Regions from separate parts of the Homo sapiens genome. Here regions 1 and 3 are each linked to region 2. A link is a loop called in an ENCODE intact Hi-C map of the cell type or tissue named here. Cell type or tissue: CD14-positive monocyte. All regions are shown on one strand. Links, peaks and the distances in the headings refer to the core of each region. The heading gives the core; the rest is flanking DNA.

Region 1 (5,000 bases), core at 1-5,000, 930 kb after region 2:
CGTGTGGAAGGTAAAAAATCACATTTATATTTTATCTCTTATAAATCTTTTTTTTTTTTTTTGAAACCGAGTCTCGCTCCATTGCCAGGCAGGAGTGTAGTGGCGTGATCTTGGCTCACTGCAACCTCTGCCTCCCAGGTTCAAGTGATTCTCCTGCCTCAGCCTCCTGAGTAGCTGGGACTACAGGTGTGCGCCACCACGCCCCGCTAATTTTTGTATTTTTAGCAGAGACAGGGTTTCACCACGGTGGCCAGGATGATCTTGATCTCTTGACCTCATGTTCTGCCTGCCTCGGCCTCCCAAAGTACTGGGATTACAGGCATGAGCCACCGCGCCCAGCCCTTATAAATACATTTTGTATGGTATTATGAATGGAGGTCTTTTAAATAGATAAATTTTTATTCATTTTAATAGCAAAGCATTTGATTACTATTTTTACTAAATAGAAAGGTAATGCTTTATATGTATTAATATTATATAGAAGTCAGGTTCATAAACTACAAATAATACCTTATAGGTATTTAAGTACAGTTCTGTGAAAGTATAAGTTCTATAAGAAGAGGAATGTTGTTTTTGTACTTTGGAATTTTCCAGAGTAACTCAGAAAATAATAAAAGTTTGTGATAATCAAAATGTATGCTGGTAAGTGCATGAGTAGATCATACTAAAAAAGAAGGTAGAAAAATACTCAAGCATAAAATAAATAATTTAGACCTACATAGCCACAGTGCAGAATTGATACAGAACCAAAAGCTAACGGAATGATGCTACTTACCCTTTTTTAGTTGAGGTCATGCTTTTACTCTTCATTTAGTATGTACTAGTTTTATTTTAGAACCAAATTTAAAATGGAGATTGTGAATCCTTTCCAGTTAAATATTTAGAGATTTGACATAATGGCATGATTTGTGAATATGAAGAAAAACTGATTTTTTATTCAAGATTTATGAGATTATTTTTAAAAATAAACTATTTTATTACAGACATTGCCTCCTTTTGAAGCCAATGGAAAAATCTTGGATTATGAAGTGACTCTCACAAGATGGAAATCACATTTACAAAATTACACAGTTAATGCCACAAAACTGACAGTAAATCTCACAAATGATCGCTATCTAGCAACCCTAACAGTAAGAAATCTTGTTGGCAAATCAGATGCAGCTGTTTTAACTATCCCTGCCTGTGACTTTCAAGGTTTGTATCTGTGAGATGGAGCCTGACTCTTGGGTGGAAAAATGGTGGTTAGGTATGGACAGGGCTCCCATAAAAAACACAAGTTATCTAAGACTGTCTCCTCAGTATCAGGGATAATCACTTGTTTATTTTTTAATTTTTTAAATTTTATAAATAATGATTTTCTTTTTTTCAGAGACTGGGTCTCGCCAGGTTGCTCAGGCTGGTCTCGAACTCCTGAGCTCAAGCGATCTCCCCTGGCCTCCCAAAGTGCTGGGATTAACAGGCATATGCCACCAAACCCAGCTAGTGATCGCATTTTTAGGAATCAGTCAGCAGACAAATTTCATCAGGATGCAAGAACATTTCCATCACTACATGCTCACTTAAACTTCACAGTAAGCTACTTCATTCATTTAAGCATATTCTGATTACTTACCTGGTTTTTAAAATATTATTTCAAGATTTTGAGAACTTTGTATACATATGACTGAAACGTTTATCTGTAGCTTTATTCGTAGCTTTCAAAGAAGAAAAATTGCAATTACAAACCGAAAGCATTTGAAGAATTTAGGGAAAGCAAATTTTTTTTTTTCTTTTTGAGACAGTCTTGCTCTGTCGCCTAGGCTGGAGTGCAATGGCACGATCTCAGCCTCTGCCTCCTGGCTTCAAGCGATTCTTGTGCACCAGCCTCCCAAGTAGCTGGAATTAAAGGCACGCACCACAATGCCTGGCTAATTTTGTATTTTTAGTAGAGACGGGGTTTCACCGTGTTGGCCAGGCTGGTTTCGAACTCCTGATGTCAAGTGATCCACCTGCCTTGGCCTCGTAAAATGTTGGAATTACAGGAATGAGCCACAGTGCCCAGCGGGGAAGCAAAATCTAAGTTTAAAAATTGACTACTTTACCTGTAAGTTATAATAAAGTGCTTTTAGGCAAGGAAGTATATGCTACAAAAATTGATAAATCACATGTTTTGGAAATGACTGTAAAATATGGAAATTTCAAATTTGTTAATATTTATTATTTCAATATTCAAACTTTGTTTTAAAGCTACTCACCCTGTAATGGATCTTAAAGCATTCCCCAAAGATAACATGCTTTGGGTGGAATGGACTACTCCAAGGGAATCTGTAAAGAAATATATACTTGAGTGGTGTGTGTTATCAGATAAAGCACCCTGTATCACAGACTGGCAACAAGAAGATGGTACCGTGCATCGCACCTATTTAAGAGGTATACCTGGCTAGAAACATCTAAATTGATATCCTTTTTCTAACTCTTTAGGCAGCTTTTTCTTTTGCTTATAGTGTTTTGGTCCGTTGAAACGACTTCCAATTTATCATAGCCTCACTACTTACTAGATGTGTGACTTTCAGCAAGTCATACTTAACCTCTCTGAATTACAGTCTCTTTATGAACAGAGTGGGGTTAATACTTTCTTCTTTTTGTACCCCAATATGATTTTATCGTCAAGGGAAAACTCCTAAAACTATAGAGTATAGAGAAATATAAGAGTCCAACCTTTGCTGCTGATTAGTTATATGTTCTCTGTACCTCATCCTTCACATGAGAAAATAGTTTCCTAGAGCATCTGGATGACTTGTGTAATGTCTTAGAACCATCAGATAGAGGAAGCAGAACTAGAACTCAGATTTCCTTATGTCTTTCAATTGGAAGTAGTAACAAAGGACAGAAGTAATGAATCGTAGCGCTCCAGTCTGTGTGTTATGGTGCTGCTTAAGTGGTTATAAAGTGATACAACAACTTTGAAGAGAAAAAAACTCAGTTTATAGTCTTTTGTTGATAATTAATAATTAGAATTCAGCTGTGAATAATATGGTTAATTAGAGAAAAGCCCTAAGCAGAGAGATTCCTGCCATAAAGTTTTTGAGCTTTAGTCATAATACAGGCTGTTTGGACTTACATGTTATTAGTGTACAGTTTTAATAAGCTTGGTTATCTAGTTTACTGACTTTATCAAATTAAAAACATGGTGGAGCTTAGGAAGTCCTGAAACAGGCTGGAAATAACTATAGAAACTTCTTAAAAAAAAATAAATACAGGGTCTCACTCTGTTGCCTAGGCTAGAGTATGGTGGCATGATCATGGCTGACTGCAGCCTTCAACTCCCAGGCTGAAGTGACCCTTCTGCCTCATCCTCTGGAGTATCTGGGACTACAGGCACATGCTGCCACACTCAGCTAATTTTATTTTTTTGTAGAGAGGGAATCTCACTGTGTTGCAAAGGCTGATCTCCAACACCTGGCCTCAAGCGATTCTTTTACCTCAAACTCCCAAAGTGCTGGTATTACAGGCGTGAACCACTGCTCAGAGCCAATAGAAACTTTTTAAAGCAGCAGCCGATGCGGTGGCTCACGCCTGTAATTCCAGCACTTTGGGAGGCTGAGGCGGGCAAATCACCTGAGGTCGGGAGTTCGAGACCAGCCTGACCAATGTGGATAAACTCCGTCTCTACTAAAACAAAATCAGCTAGGCGTGGTGGCACATGCCTGTAATCCCAGCCATTTGGGAGGCTGAGGCTGGAGAATCTCTTGAACCCGGGAGGCGGAGGTTGCAGTGAGCCAAGATCATGCCATTGCACTCCAGCCTGAACAACAAGAACGAAACTCCATCTCAAAAAAAATAGAAGCTAGCATAAGTTGTGGAGACATTAAGTTTGGGTAGGTAGTCGTATGTTGCTCAGTAACCCTGAAAGCATCACATTAGAGTAGAATATAAAAATTGTTCATTTTTTGGTAATATTGAATCATTAAGAAAAGGTAAAATCTGTTTAAGAAGGTAAAGGAGCATGTAACTTCATGAGTAATAGTTAAGGAATATACATTCTTATTGAAGGTATAAATTTCAATAAAACATTTTCTAATATGTACAGATAATATACTGTATAAATAAGAAAAATTTTAGTGGTGCATGCTAAAAAAGATAAAAATAAAGGAAGTTTGTTTTGGTTTTTGTTTTTTTGAGACAGAGTCTCACTCTGTCGCCCAGGCTGGAGTGCAGTGGTGCGATCTCGGCTCACTGCAAGCTCCGCCTCCTGGGTTCAAGTGATTCTCCTGCCACAGCCTCCCAAGCATCTGGGACTACAGGTGCCCACCACCATGCCCAGCTAATTTTTGTATTTTCAGTAAAGGGGGGTTTCACCATGTTGGCCATGCTGGTCTCAAACTCCTAACCTCAAGTGATCCTCCCACCTTAACCTCCCAAAGTGCTGGGATTACAGACGTGAGCCACAGCGCCTGGCCGAGGAAATTTTTTAAGATACCCTTTTTTCCAACTCGCAAACTAGGACCGTTAGTGCTTTCCCCTAGGTCTTACTGCTTTAGTCGTCTTGCTCCTTAGGCTGTTCTCTCTTGTAGGTAAGACATACAAAAATTGTCAGACTCTATAAAATCCAGAGTAATTTGAGATCATTGTTTTATAAATTCTAAATGTAAATACCATCATTGTTCTTAACAATGTATTTTTTATCCACTGCATTGGCAATACTTTTACAGACAGTTTTACCTGATTAAGCTTGAATCCAGTACACAAAAGACAATGCTTACTTAGAAAACTGCAGTTTTAAAAGAAAATTAAGTGGTCATGAAATTATAATGTAAAAATAAATTACGGTATTAACTTGACTTTTTCATTATGGAAAAACATGCTTAATCTGCTATTCTTGCTTTAGGGAACTTAGCAGAGAGCAAATGCTATTTGATAACAGTTACTCCAGTATATGCTGATGGACCAGGAAGCCCTGAATCCATAAAGGCATACCTTAAACAAGCTCGTAAGTCCAAACTCACTTCTTTGAAAAAAAA
Region 2 (7,307 bases), core at 833-5,832:
CAGAGTCCCATCACAGAATTTTGCTCTTAGCAAACTATGTGGCAAGAGGACAACAGATCATTACTACATATGAACATGAAGAATTATGAACACGACAGAAGAAGCTGAGTCAGAAGAACAATGCTTAAACTCCTTCCACTACAGACAGGAGCTGCCTCTGTATGCTCATCTCCTTTTAGAATAGAGAGAGAATATTTTTAAAAATTTCTTATGTGCACTTTGAGTTTATTACAAAACAACTGCTATAAATTACCCCAGAATTCTTTATTAGTAACAGCCGTTAAGTAAATCTATTAAAACCTGTTTTTTGAATATTGCCAAGGCAAAGAAAGGTCGAGAATAAGGGTCTGAAAGATATTATTAAAACCGTATTTTAAGGGCCACGGACTTCTAGTTGGTAAGTACATACTGGATACCACTGCAAGATAATTTAGTATAATGCTGTTACACAGAATTCCAAAATATTTTCTGTCATCACACTCAAAGATGCTTCTCACCTCAGGTGCCATAAATGCAATTGTCCCCAGTAATTGTCCCTGAAACTCTCCTGCACCAGTTCCTTTTGATGCCAACCTGGCTGCAGCTCCAAAATCTGCAATTCTTAGTCTCTGACCAGTGCTGTCAATTAGCAAATTGGCACCTGTCAACAAACACAGCAAATGACCTTGTATGTTAAAAACAAAAATAAGGACAGATAAAAGCCCAGTACAATACTAATGAACTAGGACAATGACAAAAGAAAGAAGTGAACTACATGTCAGAGGTGCAAACAGTTATTCTCTTTTCCTTTCACTTCATTCTTGCTAAAGGCACACAGCTCTCTCTAGCGTACGCTAAATTCATAATTAGAGCTTAATTTAAAAAGTTATAAAATTACTTCAACACATTATGTCAAATACTAGCTAAAAAGACTAATGACAGAAAACCAAATTTGCTCTTGAGAAAAATAAACTGAGGCCAGGTACGGTGGCTGACGCCTGTAATCTCAGCACTGTGGGAGGCTGAGGCAAGCGGGTCGCTTGAGCCCAGGAGTTCAAGACCAGCCTGGGGGCAACATGGCAAAACCCCATCTCTACAAAAAATATAAAAAATTAGCCAGGCATGGTGGTGCACACCTGTTGTCCTAGCTACTTGGGAGGCTGAGGTGGGAGGATCACTTGAGCCCAGGAAATGAGTTACAGTGTGCCAAGTTTGCAACACTACACTCCAGCCTGAGTGACAGAGAACCTGTCTCCAAAAAAAAGAAAAGGATAAGGAAAATAATGGGACCTACAAAGGATTTGAAGGAATTTTTCTTAAAAGAAGTTGATGATATCCCAATATCCCAATTATTCAAAATAAAACCAGGAAAAGGAACTTTCTGGGAGTCAGCGTATCATGAGGCCAAGACAGGGAATCTGGAGACCTGTGTTGTATACTTTCTGCCATTAACTAGCAATAAAACTGTAGAAAAGGCACAGCCTCTCTTGTATTCAATGTACTTTTCTATTAAACGAGGAAGGCAGATTAAATGATCCCTAAGGCTCATTTCAGTTCTAATATTCTGAATTACTCAGAGAAAAAAATCCCACTGTTAGAAACTATCAACAAAGGTCCATTTTTTTGTTCTTCTTTGAGACAGAGTCTCACTCTGTCACCCAGGCTAGAGTGCAGTGGTGTGATCTCAGCTCACTTCAACCTCTGCCTTCCGGGTTCAAGCAATTCTCCTGTCTCAGCCTCCCAAATAGCCAGGATTACAGGCATGCGCCACCTTACCCTGTTAATTTTTGTATTTTTAGTAGAGACAGGGTTTCACCATGTTGGCCTGGCTGGTCTCGAGCTCCTGACCTCAAGTGATCCACCTGCCTTCACCTCCCAAAGTACTGGGATTACAGGTGTGAGCCACTGTGCCTGGCCCCAAATTTTAAAATTAATTTTTTTATTGTCACTAGATAATAATTAGAAGAATTCTCACCTTTGACATCTCTGTGAATGATTTGGTTTTCATGGAGATACGAAAGGCCACGGAGTAACTGTTCAGTGTAGTTAATAACTACTGATTCTTTGAAGGCTCCATATTTACTCAGCAAATGAGCCACCGATCCCCCTATAAGACAATAGAAATAATTATCATAAACTTAAGACAGAATTAAAAGTATTTATTACACTTTGGTTTCTAAAGTTTTCACTGCATGAACTCACATTCACATCTGAAACAGAAGAAAAACATTTCAAAACTAACATATTCCTGTATCATCTCAAAAACCTACTAATTAGGAGACATTTTCACAGAACCCACAGGGAAACCAGTTTATTGGAGAGTCAAGATTTCAGAAAGCTGTAAAAGTTAACAATTTCGGATTAAACTATTTCTGAAATGTACAATTCAATTCTCTGTCTTCTCAAAATACACAAAACAACTTTATTAATGACTAAAGTAAACAATGTTAACATATTATGTAGTAAAAGGTGGAAAGAATGGGAGGAGGAACAGAAAACCCAGAGTTAGGCGTCATATTCTACCATTTACTAGCTCTGACCTGGAACATGTCTCAAATTTAGCCGCTTTTAAAAGTGTTTATAGTAGTCAACCTATCTACTGTAGTGTAAATCTTTATTAAGACCAACCAACAGATAACATACTTAAGAACTGACTGGTAAAGAGAAATGCACTCTTAAATACACACACAAATCTAAGAAGTTAAACCAAACAATCTGTTCATCACATCAGGTCATTAATTTTATTGTATACATTGTATAATACAAAATAAAACTCAGTCTTCATTTATTTCAGCAGATGACAAGGTTCAACTTTATGCTTCAGTGCTAGTTTACTTGTAGTAAGTTTTCAAGTTATATGTTAATTTTGTTTGTATATTGTTATGTTAAAACACTTCCTCATCTGTCCAATTTATCATGGCTACCTGGAAATATACATATCTTATACATATCAAGTATTAAAAACAACAATGCTACACAATCATTTAAAAACACACTGGAAAAATTTAAAAGGTAGAGGTAGTCAATATTTCATTTATAGTAAATGAAATACAAAACGAAGTATTTGTGGTTCATACTAATATATTGGGGTGATTTGTTTTTAGAAACCCAAACTATTTGATAGAAATAAATTTTAATTAAACTGGTTTTTCCTAAATTGCAGAAAGTTAAATCCACGTACTACTATTTTGTAATTTAAAACATTAACATACCTGCCATCCATTCAATGAAGAGATTGTAATTGCTCTTCTCACACGTGGCTCCCAACATCCTAATGATGTTTGGATGATTCAGATGGCTCATCATTCTTATCTCTTCTCTTAGTGCTTCTACTACTTCTTCTTGCTCAGAAGATGTGTTTCTGACATAAGTCACCTGTTTCAAATAAACACGTTCACAAAGTTTTGCATATTTTCACTAGCAATCTGATCTAAAATGAACAAATGCAAACTAGCACTTTATTAGCAACAGATGGCATTTATGCTTATGGATGCAATGTACTTTAAACAAACCCAAGTCAAACTCTTTTAAACACTAAGAATCTAGCTTAAGCAGCAGTAAACATCAGAAAAATGACAAAAATATTGGGATATAGTCAATATTCCAATAGTCTCAGAGTAAAGATGAGAAAAGCCCAAATATGGGAGAAGAATCAACATGATTTAAAAATGAAAGTTTAATAATTTTCCTATCCTGATTAAGTATGCTCGTTATAATAAAAAGTAAACCACTGAAACCCCAAGATGGCACCGCACAAGTACACTGTTGAAAGAAGTACCTGAAAACCACCTCTACTACCTACAAAAAGCAAAACCAAAAAAACCTTTGTAAGGCCCATCTTGATATTGTAGTCTTACAATAATCATACTTCAACTTTTATTTATTTTTTTTTGAGACAGTCTTGCTCTGTTGCTCAGGCTGGAGTACAGTGGTGCGATCTCGGCTCACTGCAACCTCTACCTCCTGAGTTCAAGCAATTCTTCTGTCTCAGCCTCCTGAGTAGCTGGGACTACAGGTGCCTACCACCCTGCCCGGCCGATTTTTGTATTTTTAGTAGAGGTAGGGTTTCACCATGCTGGCCAGGCTGGTCTTGAACTCCTGGCCTCAAATGATCCAACCACCTTGGCCTCCCAAAGTGCTGGGATTACAGGTGTGAGCCACCACGCGTGGCCTCAACTTTTAACAATAACAGAATTCATGATGTTTCTGGTGCTTTAGAAACATCTACTTTGAAACTAAGTTTCTCAAAGTTTAAAGAACTAAAGTACACACACGTGGACATATCCTTTATTCTTTTTACTGAACATGCTTCATTTTGTGATTTGAGTCATTTCATTTATATGCTCACTAGATATTTACCTGTTTAACAGCCATTAAAGTTCCAGTTCCCACATCTTGAGCCTGATAACAAGAAGAAAATGCTCCAAGGCCTATCTGTTGACCTTTCAGCCATTCAGTGTCTTCTCTATACGGTTGTTTTGCTTTGGTATGTCCTGGTAGAGTCTCTGGTGTCTACATATTAAACGAAAGCAATCTTTTTACTGTTAAAGGAGTAAGATTTTGTGAAATTAGTCTGCAAGATATTATTCTTATTCAGTCTGGCTTCCCAAACCACCTATAAATGTGACCTCTGAATGGAAGGTATTTGTGACCGACAGCAAATGCAAAAGTAATCACCATTATACAATTAACCGGAAATGCCCATAGGCAAGAATTATTGCTGTTTAAACAGTACAAACATTATTGTTGTATAAGTAATAATTTTATGTGGAAAACTCTGCTTCTGAATGTTAGAAGCAGCATTTCTGAATTAGGTTTATTTTAGTATGGTCCAAGGAAGCTCTCTGTGAGACAGTGTCTTGCTCTGTCATTCAGGCTAGAGTACAATGGTGTAATCACAGCTCACTGTAGCCTCAAACTCCCAGGTTCAAGTGACCCTCCCCACCTCAGCTTCCTGAGTAGCTGGGACCCCAGGTGTACACTATCATGCCTGGCTAATTTTTAAAATTTTTTGTAGAGACAGGGTCTTGCTTTGTTGACCAGGCTAGTTTCGAACTCCTGTGCTCAAGCAATCCTTCGGCCTCAGCCTCCCCAAGTGCTGGAATTCCAGGTATGAGTCACTGTGCCCAGCCCCAAGGAAGTTTTCTAACCTCTTAAAGAATCTATACTTACATCCTGTTGAATAATGATGATATCTTCTCCATTTTCAACCTGCAGCTGAGGAACTATGGGGAGGGCATCCTGAGACGCTGACATTGCCATGGCAATTGCTAAAGCTTCTTCTTCTTCAGCTTCCATCTTCTCTTTGCACTTTTGATTATGATTCACATCATCTTTGTAGGTATCATCATTTTCAGCCTTTTCAGGAGACAGGACAGCAACTTCTGACTTAAAAGTTACTGTTGTATCACTTGAAGGCATAGATGCTTCAAGAAGGTCCTCAATACTGGAGTTGAGCTCTGTATTGACATCTAATCTGCATTTCTCCTCTACTGGGGTGAACACTGTCTCGTCACTGGGTATAACAGCATTACTACTATTGCTGCTACAGCCAAAGCTGTCATCACATTTGGAACTACTGTTCAGATCAAGTGTCATGCTATTTTTTGAGGGATCTCCCTGTTTACTTGTATTACCTGGGGTAGGTCTAGATGGCTTTGGCCTGTGTATGTTACTGGAGGGCAAGGGTCTTGACTGAGTAAAGACTGGGGAAAGTTTATCTGAGTCTTTGTTTTCAGGACAGTTTCTGTGGAATTGTAGAGAAAACTTGCGCTGTGTTTGAGGAGATGCAGAAGGTATTCTGCAGGGAATGAATCCCTGAAGTCTATGCTTAGAGACATCTGTTGCAGTGCCAGCTGGTACAGATGGGGTAGAAGAAGAAGGGGTTGACAAGGCTGGAAACATTAATTGGGAATGATGAGATAAAGGAGAGGAGTTCAAACACTGACTGTGGGGTCTGCCTTTTGTTTGAACCATTGGCTTTGGTTGCTCTGTTGTTGTTGTTGTTGTTGTTGTTGAACTAGAAGGTCCTACTGAAATGCTGGCCAGTCTCTCAGAAATGTCCTCTGAACTGGCACTCAATTTTGTAGCACATAATCCTTTTCCAGTTTTCTCTAAATGGACTGTGCACTCAGGGGAACTGTTCTCTGTGGTTTCCAGATAGTTGTTGGGAACAGATGCCTGCAAGAAGCTGTCCTGTTGACCATCCAAAGTGTCTTCTACGCCCAACTGGATGGCTTCGGCAATTTCCACCTCATCTGCAATAGCCATCAAACGGCGACGCATCCTGGTGAAGTGAGTGGAACTGGAAACACTCAGCATTTCTAACAGTTTTGAAAACACATGGGGTACTGTAGTAACCATTCTTGCAGAACTCAAGTAGATCCTTCTGGAAAGTTTGCCAACCATTGAGTGGGAATTATCAATGGACTGCAAAGCAAAGGTTAAGAGGGACAGCAGCTTCTTATACCTGAAAGAAAAAAACATTCATTACCATATAAGTTCCAATTACTGAAAAATACATGGAAACTTAAAAAATGGTAGTAATTTACAGCATGTATACTTCAAAAACCATTTCAGCATAAAGTATCTATGAATTTTTAATTAAAGAGCCCAGACTTTGGGTTTTCATATGTCAATCAAATATTAAGGTATCAGCAACCTATTCATGCTCTGAGTCTTTCAAAAATCTAAAATGTGTCATTCTTGAGGAGGGTGTAGGGAGGGTAGGAAGATACAAGTAATACATTTTCAGAAGAAAAATTACCTGATTTCAACAGGCTCAGCTTGTGAAACATCAGTACTGACAATATGAGGATAAAATTCAGCAGGAAATTCCAACAACAGTCTATCTATAAGACAAAGGCGGCCAAGAAGTTCTTGCCAATTGTTTGATTCAGTTTGGTTTCCAAGAATACAATTTAAGACATAATCAACACCACCAATACCAATGGATCCTACAAAAAGGAAAGTAAAAATAAATGATTAAAAAATAGTGATATTAAAATCTAAAACAAGACATGATTAAATGGTGTAAGGCCAACAAAAATATTCTGAACTATTTTAAAGAATTTCTCTCTCAGAGTAATTCACATTTCTAACTGTAACACAGTGAATCAATTTATAAAATTACTTCAAAATCCTGTAAACTGCCTCATGAGAGATTATGAGATTAGACAAGGCTGCTCAGGAACATGATAAAATATGCTATATTCCTTTTAAGTGAAAAGTTATTACCAGCTTTTAGTATTTCTCTGCCAACTGCCAACTCTCCTGCTTGGCCTTTGCACAGTTCCAACAGTGTTGATATGGACAGCTGACTTGTGCGG
Region 3 (5,000 bases), core at 1-5,000, 920 kb after region 2:
TGATCTCTGCTCACTGCAACCTCCGCTTCCCAGGTTCAAGCAATTCTCCTGCCTCAGCCTCCTGAGTAGCTGGGATTACAGGCATGTGCCACCATGCCCAGCTAATTTTTTTCTATTTTTAATAGAGAGGGTTTCACCATGTTGGTCAGGCTGGTCTTGAACTCCTGACCTCGTGATCTGGCTGCCTCTGCCTCCCAGAGTGCTTAGATGATAGACGTGGCCACCGCGCCTGGCCCCCTTGTCTTTTTCTTTCCAAAAAATTGCTTTTAGATCTACAGATTTCATCAGATTTGGGTTTGATTTTTTTTTTTTCCCCAAAAAAATATTTTGTAGGAGTGATGTGTACTTCTGTCAGGAAAGACCAGATAATGTTTCACTGTTTTTCTTTTTTCTGATACTAAGATTGAGCAGTGGTTTCGGGTGTTGTCAGCCTTATTCCTTTATTTACTAAGTTTCCCATTTGTTTTTTCCAAACAGAAAAGTTGAAAGAGTTTTACAGTGAACACTCTTGCATACCCTAGATTCTACAATTAACATTTTACTATCTTTGCTTTATCACCTATTTATCTATGCATCCTTCTCTCCATCTCTCAATCTATCTCTTTTTTATGTATTTCATAGTGAGTTGCAGTCATTAATATACCTCACCCTTAATCACTTCAGTATTTCATAGTGAGTTACAGTCATTAATATACCTCATTCTTAATCACTTCAGTATTTACATGAACTAGAGTTCAGTATTATGTTTTTAAATAAAATTTACATATAGTGAAAACACAAATCTTAGTGTATCATTCAGTGAGTTTTGACAAGTACAGACACCTGTGTAACTCAATCAGTATCAAGACATAGAACATGACTAACACACCTAAAAAGTTCCTTCCTGCTCCTTCAGTCAATCCCAGCAAGTGCCCCACCCCATGAGCAACTACCTGTCTGATATTCTTCACCATAGATTATTTTTTCCTGTTACAGAATGTCTCATATAAATGGGATTATATAGTATATACTCTTCTGTGAAAAGTTTTATAACTCAACAGAATGTTTCCGAAATTTAATCATGTTGTTTTCCCACTAGTATTTCCCTTACAGCTTTGAGCAGTCATCAGTGATTATAATTTGTATATAAATTACAAAACTATGGTATTCTGTGTTTTGTTTTAGCTGAAATACTTAAAGAAAAACTTGCCTTTATCAACTGTGGTTTACCCTGAAGTACAGTTCAGATAGGAGAAGCAAGATAGGTTTAATATTTTTCCTTAATTACCAGTTTTATAATTAGTTGATTCCCTAGTATCCTCCAAAGGTAGAATAATGAGGGCTTTTCTTTCTCATTATAAATTTATATTTAAACATATTTGATATGTTTTAACTCATTATGGATTGTCCCATCTTTGATCAGTGGCAGTTTACTCAAATTGGCTCATTCATCCTTTTTTTTTTTTTTTTTTGAGACAGAGTTTTGCTCTTTTGACCAGGCTGTAGTGAAGTGGCGTGATCTCGGCTCACTGCCTCCCGAGTGGCTGGGATTATAGGCACCCACCACCCCGCCCGGCTCATTCATCGTCTTGACACAACTTCCTTAGCCTTTGATAGCTCTCTGATATAACATGCTTTTACAGGGTCATCATGTATTTCCTCACCCAGACCTGGAATCAACCTTTTCCCAAAACTCTCTGGTTTCATTTAGTGTGAAATAATATTTACAGACTACAATCTGGGTGCTACAGGAATTCATCACTACTGGTTTGTCATAGTTTTTAGATTTTTTAGATTTTTTCAGTCGAAAGAGCTAGGACATGTTTTGTGGTTTGAGATATAATACTATCTTTTAAAAATACAAATTCATACTGATATTTTCAGTTTAAAATTAGGGCTATAGGTTTTTACATAATTATATTTACCTGACGTCTACATCTTCTTTCTTATGAACTGAAAAACATAGTTGACAACAACACTAACATAATTATTCATTTGCTTTATCCTACGGTTAATACAGCAGCTGCAGAATAATAACAACAGTATTAGCACCAACAAAATGATTACCAAGAATGATTTTAAGATTGTTTTTCTCTGTGAAGGATGTGTAATAGTCAGATTACTGTGTTTTAATGTTACTTGGAATAGTTCTTTTCTATGTGGTTATACTACATACTCAGTACACAAGTTCATATGTTTCATTTTGCTTTTAATTTTTAGGAATTTTTCTTAATAATTATATAAAACAATCCAAAAAGTCAAATCTATTAATAGTATTAAGGCTTGTTCAGAAAAGTCTATATTCTATTCCTGAATCCTCTACCTTATTTCCTTCTCCTTAGAGGCTAACCATTTTTGTTTTGGTTCAATTTGGGGTTTGGTTTATCCTATTTTTAAAAACAGTGTTGTATATGAATATTTTTAATTGAGGCATAATTTATATAATTGTAAATAAATATAGTAATATTACTTGAAACTTTCCATGGTGATAGAAATCAGAAAGTAGTTGCCTAAGTTTGACTAGAAAGAGGCTAAGAGATTTTAGCCCTAAGACTAAAGGCTAAGGGGTAATAGAAATTCTTACCCCTAACCTCCTGTCACCTTCTAGCATATTGTGCTTAAAGAAATTTGTGGTACAGTAAGGGTTCTGTTTTAGGAAAAAGAAAAAACAGCACTGGGATCACAAGGAAATAGATAATTTTTGGAGAGGAGTAAGTGGGGATGGAGCATAAAATTTTAAAGCACAATATTTTTAGACTACAAATTTGAAAATAATTTTATGTTTTAAGATATAGATCAAAGTTAATTTTAAAGAAAGGTTTATTTTTAAGAAATTTTGTTAGTGACCAGCAGTTATATTGCAAAGTTTGCTACAACAATCTAGGTCTCATCAAACTCTTTGCAAGTAATTTTTTTCACTCTAATTTTTTCAGATGTGTTTTTAATGACTGATTCTTCAATTTTTTGTATTTAGGGCAACACACAAGTTTGCTGATTGCAAAGCAAAACGTGACACCCCCACCTCATGCACTGTTGATTATTCTACTGTGTATTTTGTCAACATTGAAGTCTGGGTAGAAGCAGAGAATGCCCTTGGGAAGGTTACATCAGATCATATCAATTTTGATCCTGTATATAAAGGTAGTTATAAACCTGAATTTGAGAGTTTATTTGACACTGTAGTCGTTTACAAATTAAAGTAGTTTTTATATTTAGATTTTTTAAGATTTTAATGTAGATTTTTAGATTTTAATTAATGTAGTTTTTAGATTTTACTTTTTTAGATTTTAATTAATGTAGATTTTAGATTTTAATTAATGTAGAAACAAGCATTTATCTTAGTGATTTTTATGAAGTCATTTTATCAATAATATCAAATAGAATTTGGAAAAAGAAAAATATCCATAATCCAACCACACTTAACAGCTGTTTTCACTTTGAATGTTTTCTGTTCTCAAACATCTTACACCATTGTAATTACAGTATGTATGTTCCATTTTTATTCTTTTTTAAAAATTTGATATCATAAATATTTGTCTTTTGACATATGAACCTGAAGAGATTAACAAATGTAAATTAACAAGGAGAACTGAAGATTCTTTAGAAATCTTTTTTTTTCCATTATAAGGTATATAGCATAGCATAATTTTCAGAGAAATTAGTTCATTTGGTAAGGATAAATTATTGTAAAATAAAGGAAGGACAATATAAAGAGTATATTTGAGTTTGTATATGAAATTGGAAAACATAATAAACCTTAGGATTTATTTTATTTTTCAGTGAAGCCCAATCCGCCACATAATTTATCAGTGATCAACTCAGAGGAACTGTCTAGTATCTTAAAATTGACATGGACCAACCCAAGTATTAAGAGTGTTATAATACTAAAATATAACATTCAATATAGGACCAAAGATGCCTCAACTTGGAGCCAGGTAAATTGAAAGTTACCGTTTATTCAAATAGTCCTTCTTTCAACCCTCTAATCTTAAAAAGTTTCAGTCATTTTCTAAATGTCTTTAAGTTTCTGGTTATGTGAAATATTTTGCTTGATAACCTCTTCTGGGTTGTTATTTCAAACAAGGGGAATCAGGAAGATATCCAGATAGAAAATACAGCTTTGCTAAATACAGTAGCCTTTAAGTAAAACATGAAAATGATATAGGGTGATAGGAAATGGCTTTTTTTTTTTTTTCTTCTAGAGACAGGGTCTCCATTTGCCCAGGCCGCTGGCTCACTGCAATTTTGAACTCGAGCTTAAGTGATCCTCCTGCCTTAGTCTCACTACAGGTGTGCACCACCACACCTGGCTTTTTAAAATTATTATTATTTTTTGTGGAGATGGAGTCTCGCCGTGTTGCCCAGGATGGTCTCAAACTCCTGGCCTTAAGCGATTCTCCTACCTTGGCCTCCCAAAATGCTGGGATTACAGATGTGAGCTACCACTACCAGCCTAGAAATGGCATTTTTGATGGGTGTTACAAAGAATACAAGTAATAAAGCAAATTAAGTAGAGGAGCAAAAATAAAGAGATTATAAGGATAAGGTAGCTAGTGTAGGGATTGGTGTGCTGCAGTCCACCAAAATCAGCCTGTGACTTGTTTTTGTAAATAAAGTTTTACTGGAACACAGCCACACTCATTTCTTTACATATTGTCTCTATTCTACAGTGGAAGAGTTGAGTAGTTGCAAAAAGAGTCTCTGGCCCACAAGCCTAAAATATTAGTAAATATTTTATCTACCTTTTTATAGAAAGTTTGCCAACCACTGAGGTAGAGGAAGGGATTGATAGGGAGCTTGTAAGACTGAAAATGATAGTATACCCAAAGATGATGCTACCAGCAAAAGAAATACTTGGAGCTTTTAAAAAGGCTATCACCATAGCATTCAGCTATCCATACTCTTCTCTGTTTTGATTCCATTTATCACAAACAGTATGTCTTTGCTTTTGTTGCTCTGGTCACAGTGAGCTTGTTAGGGAATTGGGCTAATGACTTTACTACTTCTCTCCTTACCCCACT

What was found. Hi-C counts contacts between places; a loop is a spot of excess contacts. Peaks named below come from ENCODE experiments on the same cell type or tissue, not always from the same donor. Only the 100,000 strongest peaks of a DNase experiment are listed, where the experiment ranks them.
Region 1: a loop joins it to region 2, with 4 times the contacts of the local background. A loop is called at or near these places in 5 of 110 quality-filtered maps.
Region 3: a loop joins it to region 2, with 4 times the contacts of the local background. A loop is called at or near these places in 4 of 110 quality-filtered maps.

Annotation. Positions count from the first base shown.
Region 1 is chr5:55,952,219-55,957,218 of GRCh38, reverse strand. It overlaps IL6ST (interleukin 6 cytokine family signal transducer), which reads left to right. Exons shown (of 17, transcript NM_002184.4): 9 at 1-10; 10 at 984-1,194; 11 at 2,227-2,409; 12 at 4,868-4,969. Among named protein-coding and RNA genes, the nearest start is that of IL6ST, 40 kb to the left of the region's middle. In CD14-positive monocyte, for the core only: no CTCF peak of the experiment used is centred there; no DNase peak of the experiment used is centred there.
Region 2 is chr5:56,880,711-56,888,017 of GRCh38, reverse strand. It overlaps MAP3K1 (mitogen-activated protein kinase kinase kinase 1), which reads right to left. Exons shown (of 20, transcript NM_005921.2): 12 at 7,216-7,307; 13 at 6,746-6,935; 14 at 5,152-6,448; 15 at 4,339-4,491; 16 at 3,192-3,354; 17 at 1,955-2,086; 18 at 498-640. Among named protein-coding and RNA genes, the nearest start is that of SETD9, 25 kb to the left of the region's middle. RefSeq lists an enhancer at 4,457-5,656. In CD14-positive monocyte, for the core only: no CTCF peak of the experiment used is centred there; no DNase peak of the experiment used is centred there; H3K27ac peaks cover 1,786 bases.
Region 3 is chr5:55,962,266-55,967,265 of GRCh38, reverse strand. IL6ST (interleukin 6 cytokine family signal transducer) reads left to right here. Exons shown (of 17, transcript NM_002184.4): 6 at 2,954-3,120; 7 at 3,760-3,914. Among named protein-coding and RNA genes, the nearest start is that of IL6ST, 30 kb to the left of the region's middle. In CD14-positive monocyte, for the core only: no CTCF peak of the experiment used is centred there; no DNase peak of the experiment used is centred there; H3K27ac peaks cover 122 bases.